Regions from separate parts of the Mus musculus genome. Here regions 2, 3 and 4 are each linked to region 1. A link is a loop called in an ENCODE intact Hi-C map of the cell type or tissue named here. Cell type or tissue: heart. All regions are shown on one strand.

Evidence for each region. Peaks named below come from ENCODE experiments on the same cell type or tissue, not always from the same donor. Only the 100,000 strongest peaks of a DNase experiment are listed, where the experiment ranks them.
Region 2: a loop joins it to region 1, with 4 times the contacts of the local background. A loop is called at or near these places in 6 of 42 quality-filtered maps.
Region 3: a loop joins it to region 1, with 4 times the contacts of the local background. A loop is called at or near these places in 38 of 42 quality-filtered maps.
Region 4: it touches region 1 in a loop (5-fold over the local background); 38 of 42 quality-filtered maps call a loop at or near these places.

What each region holds. Positions count from the first base shown.
Region 1 is chr4:11,165,252-11,167,751 of GRCm38, forward strand. Trp53inp1 (transformation related protein 53 inducible nuclear protein 1) reads left to right here. Exons shown (of 4, transcript NM_021897.4): 3 at 1-196. Among named protein-coding and RNA genes, the nearest start is that of Trp53inp1, 10 kb to the left of the region's middle. In heart, no CTCF peak of the experiment used is centred here; a DNase peak (open chromatin) is centred at 1,470.
Region 2 is chr4:11,025,018-11,027,517 of GRCm38, forward strand. It overlaps Gm46843 (a long non-coding RNA gene), which reads right to left and starts at 1,683. Exons shown (of 2, transcript XR_001784238.1): 1 at 854-1,683. In heart, a CTCF peak has its summit at 1,413 (motif pointing right); a DNase peak (open chromatin) is centred at 1,414.
Region 3 is chr4:11,080,947-11,083,446 of GRCm38, forward strand. No RefSeq gene overlaps it. Among named protein-coding and RNA genes, the nearest start is that of Ndufaf6, 6.0 kb to the left of the region's middle. In heart, CTCF peaks have their summits at 1,081 and 2,145 (motif pointing right); no DNase peak of the experiment used is centred here.
Region 4 is chr4:11,074,967-11,077,466 of GRCm38, forward strand. Ndufaf6 (NADH:ubiquinone oxidoreductase complex assembly factor 6) reads right to left here and starts at 1,239. Exons shown (of 9, transcript NM_001085493.2): 1 at 1,014-1,239. The coding sequence starts at 1,210. In heart, a CTCF peak has its summit at 1,322; a DNase peak (open chromatin) is centred at 1,265; H3K4me3 peaks cover 1,736 bases; H3K27ac peaks cover 1,073 bases.

The DNA of each region.
Region 1 (2,500 bases):
TGGAGGAGAGCTGGTTCATCACTCCTCCCCCATGTTTTACAGCAGGTGGATTAACCACTATCAAGGTGGAAACAAGTCCTATGGAAAACCTTCTCATTGAACATCCCAGCATGTCTGTCTATGCTGTGCACAACTCCTGTCCTGGTCTCAGTGAGGCGAGTTGTGGAAATGATGAATATAACTCAAGTGGTCCCAGGTATGCTACAAGCACTTCATTCTCTGCATAAGTAGTCTGATAAGCAAAATTTTATTTCTACACAGAACAAAGCTAAGGCTTTAGAAGACTTAAAACTAATTGTGCTAGAAATTTACTTAAGTAACTTGGGCTATAAATACAACATTCAGGTCAAGATAGAGTTTTATAAGGTTATTAATTGTAGCATGCCTCAGTTGTATAATAGCCATCTCCTTTATAAAATCATGCTACTGAAGGGAAATGAAAAGACTAGTATTTCTGATAAGTATATTAGAATGTAATTCTGGTATATTATAGACTAGATTATTTTAGGGTATTAAATTCATGTCTCAAAATTGATTTTCTTCTATATATTCTTAGCTAAGTCATCTTAAATGGTGCTTAATCTTGAAAATCCAAGTATTTGTTCCGAGGGCTGCTCTCAGAATTCAGAAATGATGTTCTGTTACATGGTAGTCCGAAATGGAGATAGGTGAAGACCCAGTAAGCTCAGGGAAGAGAAGTGAGTTAAGATTAGTGTGTTCCAAATCCACCTTCCAGATACTCTGTGGCCTTCATCAAGAGAACATTCTCAGTAATACATCTGAGATGATTCTCACAAAAACCAAGTCCTCTTCTCCATCTCATCTGCTTACAGTCTGGCTAATCCATCATGCATGTCCATGGAACATGCCCTGTGACATCAAAGCATGTTGTGAGTGTTGCCACTGACTTATTCCTTTTTGTAGGTAGAGGATTCAGGTAAGTCTGGATCCTTTGGAGTACTGCACTGTCATCTGAAGGGCTCCTTTTGCATGGTTTAGGCTGTGGCTTCACTGGACCACTGTATATAGCTGGTTTCCCATCGATGGAGTATAAATAAAACTCAGGCAATGCTAACCTTTCTAGAATTACTAACCTCTTAAAACAGATACATTTTAGCAAGGCTAAATATATTTCCTCTTTCTTGTACCAAAACAAAAATCATGTCTTTATACAATCACAAAGTACCAGGCATAATCTGGGTCTTCAAGTGGCACTTTATTGAAAGCCATAATTTTGCCGAGTTAAGTGTTTTCAGCATCCCAACTAAAATATTTTAATTGCTTTATAGTTGCTTTAAGCATTTCTTCAGTTCTTAAAAATTCTTCCCTACTGATTCTGATGATTAGGGACTAGAAAGATGGCTCAGTTATTAAGAGCACTGGTGGTTCTTTCATGTAACCCAAGTTCAAGTCCCAGAATCCATGTCTGCTCATGACTGTGTCTCCAGTCCCTGTGTATGATGCCATCTTCTGGCCTCTATGGGTACTGCAGGGGTGTGGTGCAGATTTACAAGCAGGCAAAGCATTCATATACACACAAATGAATAAAATCTCAAAAAATTTATACTTATAAAAAATAACATGGTTAACAAATTATCACTTTTAATTTATTTACTGGCAGTTGATACTTTTCAGTACTAATGTACATTTGTGTGTGTATAGTCAGCAGCTTTGCATAGTAATATATTACAGTAGATATTCATTGCCAAAAATTTAAATATGTAGAAATGACATCCCTCAAGATCCACAGATGAATACTATTAACACCCCAGGAATATTCTTTGTTGTTTTTACTATATGGGCTCATACCAGTAACTATTCGCCTATACTCTGAACCCATGCTTTCTATACTATTAATGCACATATGTAGAGTACAACTAAAACAAATAGCATTAAGAAATTACTAGAGGGCTGGGATGCAGCGCAGTGGTAGTGTTTCAGATCATACTCTAATCTCCCCTAAGAACCTAGCCCCAGACAGCACTTCATCAACTTTATTCAACCAGCATCTGGGTACTGTATCTAGGACCTTAGTGTTTGTAACTTGATGCCACAGAAGTTGGTTTTGCATTCCTACGTCATAAGTATTAACATGTAGGTAGGACCAACAAACAGATAGCTTCATAAATGAATTATCAAAGGCCAGACATGGTGGTATGTGATTGTAATCCCAGCATTTAGGAGAGTGAGGCAGGAGGATCACTAGTGTAAGAGCAGCTTGAAATACACAGTGAGATACTGTCTCAAAAGGGCTATATATGTACATATGTTTCTAAATCAAGGTAGAATCAAGTGTTACTAAAATGGCAAGACTTTATATAGTATACAGTCCTTACTTTTGAGCAAGCAATAAACCCTGTCCTTCAAACACATTACTTCTACTCTGTCCTCAGGGATATCAGTAGAAACCACATGAGTATGAAGCTAAGTACTTATAATGGCTTTAGAGTGTATGTTTTATTGCATCTTAGCCTTTATTGTTTGTGAAAGTTTATGAACA
Region 2 (2,500 bases), 140 kb before region 1:
ATGAAAAAAACTAGGAGGTTAGGGGACACAGGTCAATGCTGGCCTAGCAAGAACCTGTAGGTTCTACCCCTCAGCACCAAACAGACAAATCATGGAAACAAAAGGCCTCACAGAGGCAAGACACGCACCAGAAAGCCCAGTCTCCCCTCTTTCCTTTCCTGATTCTATTACTTAGCACCTCATTCTCTCAACACTTCTGATTGGCCCAGACCACCTTCCCAGGAAGTCTTTGGGAAGGCGTATCTTTTCCACAACCTTCTTTAGTAAGGTTCAACCTCCAGTCTAGCCCACCGCCCACCAAAGGTAGTAGAAAAGAAAGGTTATTAGGATACGAGGGAAGTGGACCTGTTTAGAAATAGTTCTTTGAGGAGATTCCAGTCTTCGTTGTTTTCATTCCAGTCACACCAAACACACCAAACACAAATCAGCCACTGCTGTCCTCCACAGACACCACACACAAATCCGCAAGAGCAATTCAATTCAGACAAAACCACACGGCTCCCCAACTGAACGAGTGGCAAGAAGCCGCAGGAATCTAAGGAGAAGTTCTTTGGTGAGTTTTTCTCTATGAAGTCACCACAGGCGAAGCTCAGCAACAAAGTATAAGGCAAACCCATACATGCCTGTCATCAACAAAGACTGTGGAGGAGCAAAGCGAATCAGTGCTCCCGTTCCCACTGTCTGGGCTCATATTTATAGTCTCTCTAAACATAACGCATCCTTTCACCTGTGTCTGCTTCAGGAAAACGGTCTTTCACATGTCTGCTTTAGCAACACATTCTTCCACTGGTCTGCCCCAGCAAAACAGCATTATAACCTGAGTCTCCAAAGAAACCAGAAATGTCCACTTTACCTTTGAGTGCTGTGACTGTTTGTTGTCTGTCTACCTTCTCTTCTCCAGCAACCTCCACTGCTTGTCAGCCTTCCTTCCTTCATGTGGTATTTGGAATTTTCTCCATTTACACGGATTGTACATGGGGGTTGGTCACTCCAACCTCCAATAGTGGGATACCGCTCGCCTGTTGGAAAGGCAAAGCCACCTCACACCAGAAGTGGCTCAGAAACAAACCCATGACGTGTGTTTACTATATCAGAGTCAATGAAACGTAATCTGGAACAATCTGGTGCCACATTGGGAGGGCACAATGCTTCTTCCTAGGGTTGCTGGAAGAAAAGTCCCAGGCCTGGGTCTTAGACCTTCTCGGTGAAAAAGGCATATGCAGCTGGGGCATGGGCCTTCCGATTATAAAGGGTGAGCGCAGAATTCGCAGCGGGGAGAGGAATGCGTAGGTCTGTCAGTGGTTGATGTACAGTCTCCGCTAAAAATTCACCTTGCTCAGCCAAAATTTAGCTGGGTCTTTAAATATTTCTCCTGTGCAGCTGTCATGATGTGGAACTCTTGACAGTAGAGGGCGCTGGGGAGACAGTGCGGAAGGAAGGGTTCTGCTTTCTGGTTCTGGTATGTTCTGTGCCAGCGCAGCTTCTTTTGCAGTGCCCAGCTCTTGCGACACCCACGGCTCTTCTGGCTCCTGGCTGTTTCTGTTTCATCAGATTAACGGGCACCTCCCCCGCTACCTTTAGAAAGACACTTCTCCACGAACAACTTGGGAATATCAGGGACTGTACCTCATATATGAGGGACTGCCTCGTGGCAGCAACTTCTGTCAGTCATAAAACACAGCTGTGCTCTGTACCACACTATCAAGATTTCATTCCAGGTTGGGGGACTGAGGTGGCAGAGTTTTTCCTCCCTCGAGTACTCTGCCTCAGCCCTAAGTGTTCTCCATATCTGAATTATTTAGAATCATCTCTACTCAGATTTGAGCCATAAAGGCAAAAGACATAATCCTAAATATCATAATCCAAAATGTTAATATGAAAGTCCAATATCCTTAAGTCTAAGATAACAAGACAATTAAATTCCTAAAATTACACTTCTGGGGAAAAATTCAAATTTATTTTAAAAGACTTATTTACATTTTAAGAAGAGATTTATTTGAGAAATGTAAAAATGCAATAGACTATTTTATAAGTCATGTCACACAGGAAAAAATAGTATAACACACACACATTCATGGAGAGAGCGAGTATGTACAATAACATACAGGTGTACTAAAGAGAATTCCATGGTTATAATGGTTGTGAGCAGATGAGCCATATTCATACATTGTTCAAAATGCAAAATTACAAAACACACAGACCTTAGAAGAGCTGAAGCTCAGGGTTTTCCTCAGTTCTGTAACGTGTTCAAGTCCAGCCTGGACTATCAACATGTCAGCGGATGTGGGGTGCAGGGTTCGGGGGAGCGGAGAGATGGCTCAACCGTTATGAGTACTGGCTGCTCTTCAGAGGTCCTAGCTTCAGTTCCCAGCAACACATGGCAGCCCACAACTGTGTGCAACACCGATCCCAGTGACCTGACACCCTTTTCTGGCTCCACAGACACCAGGCACACACATGATGCACAGACATATACACAGGCAAAACACTCAGGCCCATA
Region 3 (2,500 bases), 84 kb before region 1:
CATCTACTGTCTATTATACACTAGCTCAACAGCTAGGATGTCAGGATTATAAACATGCTCTGTGTCTTCCTCCCCCTGGTCTACTGAGAAAGAGTTTTACCATGTAGCCTGGACCTCAGCATGTAGACCAGCTGCCCTCAAACTCATAGATATCTGTAAGTTGCCTCTGCCTCCCAGGTATCTCTTTTTAATTAGCTTTAGTTGTTGTGCCTGGACACAGAGGATTTTTGTCATCTGCTAAAAACCAATTCAAATACTAATACTAATAAAACAAAACTCTGAGCAAGTGAAAATTATCACACATAAATAATTATAAAACATGGCAACTGCTATTGTATTAATAAGAATATATATGGGGGCTAGTGAGATGGCTCAGTGGGTAAGAGCACCCGACTGCTCTTCCAAAGGTACAGAGTTCAAATCCCAGCAACCACATGGTGGCTCACAACCATCCGTAATGAGATCTGACTCCCTCTTCTGGAGTGTCTGAAGACAGCTACAGTGTACTTACATATAATAAATAAATAAATCTAAAAAAAAAGATTTATAATAAGAATATATATGTAAATTACTCGAAGAGGACAGAAAATGAAAGTGGCTTGAGAGCAAGATTAACTCTCAAATAGCCGGAGTTTGGGTGTGATATTCCCTGTGTAGCCTAGGCAACCCTCAAACACTACAGTGATAAGCATGCACCATACCTGACTTTTAGATTGTTTTATTTTAATTTATTGTGATAGTAGAGATTGAACCAAGGCTTTCAGTTAGAGAAGGGGATAACCACCAATTCCATCGGCAGTCATTTTGCTTATTTTATTTTGAGATAAGTGTACTAAGTTGTGCAGGCTAGTGTTGGACTCCAGACAGGCTTCAGACTTGCAATATTCCTGCCTCAGCCTCCCAGACCCTTCTCACCACACTCTATAGAAAAGGCAAACAAGGTGTAGAGAGGTTAAGCGATGTACTCAACATTATACAACTGGTGCTAATTGGTGGGGATAAGCCTGAATCTGTGCCTTGTCTCAACACTCCTGCGTTTCTATTTTGCCACCACGCAAAGCCTGCGTGGAGAGGAAGCCCCACAGGAGGGAGCTGCATGCACACAGGACCATGGCACCGGATTCAGTGCCTACCAAGAACAGAGTTGGTGGTCGTGGAATCTGCACTCATAGAGCAAGGTGAGGAAGAGAAGTCACCAGGGATCAAATATTGGTGGCTTTCTAGGGAAAGTTGGGATTTAGGGATATTTATTGAAATGTGTTAGGGAACCACCAGAGAAGTCAAAACAGGTGCTTGGTGCAATTTGTCTTAGACTTGAAAAAGACAACTCTGATTTTTGTTGGGGGGCTAGCTTGGAAGTAGGGAGGCTATATGGGAGCTTGTTGATGAAAACCAAACCAGAGGCACTGGTGACTAGGATGGGCATAACTATGGAGAGAAGGAAAACGGGGATTTCAATCGTGGACAGGAGGCATCCAGAACTTATTGTCACACAGGAGCATTAGGAAAGGGTCCCACCGGCTTTCTCATGCAGAAGCCCCCTCTTTCCCTCACATGGCCATCCTCTTCTTCCAGAGGAGTCCGCAGCATTGCCAGCCCAGGGATTCATGCGATTAAAGCAGAGCATTGTGTCCTCATCCACCAGGGGCTGGTGCCACGGAGTTTGCGCGTCTCTCTGATTGACCACACGGAGTCAGACCTGAAAAGGAGCCCACTGTGGGGCTTCTGAGGAAGCTACTCCACTAAAGGGAGCACAAATGTAAGACAACACAGGAACTATTTCTTTAAAAATGCTTTAACATAAGACTAAAAGGTGTTTGATGACATGGTTCAGCAGGGAAAGACACTACCTTTCAAAAGCCAGAGGACTTGTTCAGTCTCCAGAACCCACATGGTAAAAGGAGAGACAGGATTCCCCCAATATCCATTCCCACCACACACTAAACAAACAAACAATTAAAAAAAGAACTAATTAAAGAGCTAAGGGTATACCTCAATAGTAGTATCTGACCGTTCTGAGGAGGAAACATTTCCCCAGTGTAAGTGTTACAGCTCAGAGGAGAAAGGTACCCTGACAGTCAGGAGCTAAGGACTACCACAGAGTCACGCCACACAACAAACTTCACACGAGAAATGTATTGGGAGAGACACTAGAGGGAGCTGCCTCTGCTTGGGCAAGAAGCAGCAAAGAACTGTGCAGAAGGTGGGTTCTTGGGGTTAGCTTTCCAGGGTGCCCTAGGATTTTGTGGCCTTATCTTGGGCTTTTTTTTCCCCCTGTAGGGTGAGGCCTGGCTACTTTCCTACCTCAAGGGGCTAGAAACTAGGAGCTTTTGTGTGTGCTTGTGTGTGTGTTACTGTTGCTTGAACCCAAGGGTTCATGCATGCTAAAATGTCACTGTGCCAACGAGCACCATCCCTAGCCCTTCATTTCCAGACTTTGTTTTTTGGCTTCATTTTTTTTCCTAGTGATTTATTCATTTTTGTTTTATGTGCATGGGTA
Region 4 (2,500 bases), 90 kb before region 1:
TCTACAGGGTCAACCACAGCTACATAAAAACCCTGTCTCAAAACAAACAAAAACCATACCGGATAACTGCTGTTAGCAGGGAGGGCAAAATGCAGGGGCGGTGTGGGTGGATGTAATTAAGCCATAGATTATTCATAGGGCTCAATTCCCATCAGGCCCAACCCCCACACATGTCTACAGAGGAAATCCCAGATGTCTTTCCTGACACCAGGTGAACAAAACACAAGTCATGAGGCTGTTCTTGTAAATCTCTGGCAAATCCCTTGTTCCCTTGAAATTATTAAACTTCATCTTAAAAATTGTATTTATTTTTATGTGTATGAGTGTTTGCGTACACATATGTCTATACACTGCTTACCTGGTGCTCAAGAAGGCCAGAAGAGAGCATTAGATCTCGTGTCGGGGCTGGGAATCAAACCTGAGCCTGTTCTCTTAACCGCTAACCCATTTCTCCAGCTCTTAATGCTCTAACTCTTAAACTCCCTTGATGGGAATCACAACTTGAAAGGAGAATTAAATAAGCTGCTTTGGACTTTACTTTTGTAAACAAAATTTTAGCTTTGAGGTTGCTTTGTAGTTAAATCTAAACCTCTGGCCAGTACCTCCTAAGAAGATGCGTCAAAAGTGAGTGTGCCAACTTTTGTGAGATGTGTTTATCCAAAGCACGCTGGGCAAGCACCCTACCAATGGACCTAAAAATGCGCAGGCCCCGTGAATTACTTTTAATAGTGCAGCACACAGAGCCCAAAGCCAGTTAACGGTGTTAAAGTCACTAGCTGTCCATGAATAAAAAGTGCTATGCATGCAAAGGTTGTAGGGTCCATTAACGTTAGGGTTCAGGCAGAGGATGTGCTGAGCCACGTGAACAGGCCTGCGGTCTCCTTCTCCAAGCACGGGCACAGAGCCCAGCAGAACGCAGGACCCGGAGGACGCAGCCCCAGGCTCGGGGTTCAGCGCTCTGCGTTCCACAGGCTCTGGGCTCTCGGGGATGTCCCCCGGGCGCGGCCACTCACCTCAGCAGCTCCAGGCAGTAGAGGTGGGAACCGGGGATGCCTGGCCCGCTGGCCGCCGCCACGCTGCGCCGGACCGCCGAGGGCCCCGGCAGGCGCCGCACACGTTCCCACGCATCCCGAGGCGGCTGGCGATGGAACAGGTTAGCCAAACCGAATGGCCTTGGGCCGCGGACAGAACCCAGCATGGAGGTCGCCATGACACCCGCTTCGGGTGCCCTCCGACCCTGAGGCCACGCCCCCCGGAAAGTGGCCACGCCCCCGGCAGATCTCTGCAACTCCGCAAAGGAAGGACGCCACTCAGACCAGAGCCAGGTGTCGCTATAATCCTGCACATTGGTGACTTGGTTGTCCTCTCCAGCGTCCACTCCCACAGAACCCCAGAACGCCAAAAGGGATGGGTGCCTGCTTTTTAAAGAAGCGACTGACGTTACATCCTGTCACCCCAGAGACCCCCATCCTCTCTTGATCCTCTTCAAGGGCGCTATTGACACTTGTAACCGCACTGCTGGAAGCTTGTTGTACCTGAATGCCCACTATTCACCCACACACATTCCCAGAGACCTCCCAGCATAGCCCTGAACAGGTACACTGATTAGCCACTCTACCTCCAAGAGAAAAACACAAAGATGCTTGAGAGATGCACCAGGTTATGCCTCCATTATCAACCACTAAGGATAAAGGGGAAGGAGAGGAAGGGGGAGAGAGACAGAGACAAAATTTAATTTCTTTCCTTTTGCTTTCTTTTCCTTTTCCTTTTCTTTTTGTTTGTTTTTTGTTTCTTTTGTTTTTCGAGACAGGGTTCCTCTGTGTAGCCCTGGCTGACCTGGAACTCACTTTGTAGACCAGGCTGGCCTCGAACTCAAAATCCGCATGCCTCTGCCTCCTGAGTGCTGGGATTAAAGGCGAGCGCCACCACGCCCGGCTCCTTTTTCTTTTTTAACAGTAACAATATATCATTTGCTGTTAGTTGTCTCTCACAACACTCTAAAAGCCCAAGAGCATGGAGTCATTTGTTTCCTGCTTTAACCCATTGACAGTCCCTCGATGTTGTAAAATCTGACTTGCCTCTGTCATCTGTAACGCCAGCACTAAGAAGGCTGAGACAGGAAGTGTTGAGTGTTCAAAGTCAGCCTACACTACACAGTGAGGTTGAAGCAAGACAAAAAGAGGAAGTTGTGAACCTGAGATAGAAAAGTAGCCTCTCAGCCAGGAATCAGGCCAAAGCCTTTTGCCTGTGGAGAATTTAGAATTCCAGTATAAGGCTAGAGAGATGGGTCAGTCAGTAAAATGGTAAGATAGTACCAGATGAGGTGAAGGAGCTCAGAAGACAAAAAGGAGGCTCAGAGGGGCAGGAGACAAAAGAGGGTAATGGGAGGCAAATGTTGAAATACATTATGTACATGCCATAATGTGCTAATTTAAATACTTAAATACAACAGTTTAAAATACAATAAAATGATACTATACTACAAATGATATGTTGTTAC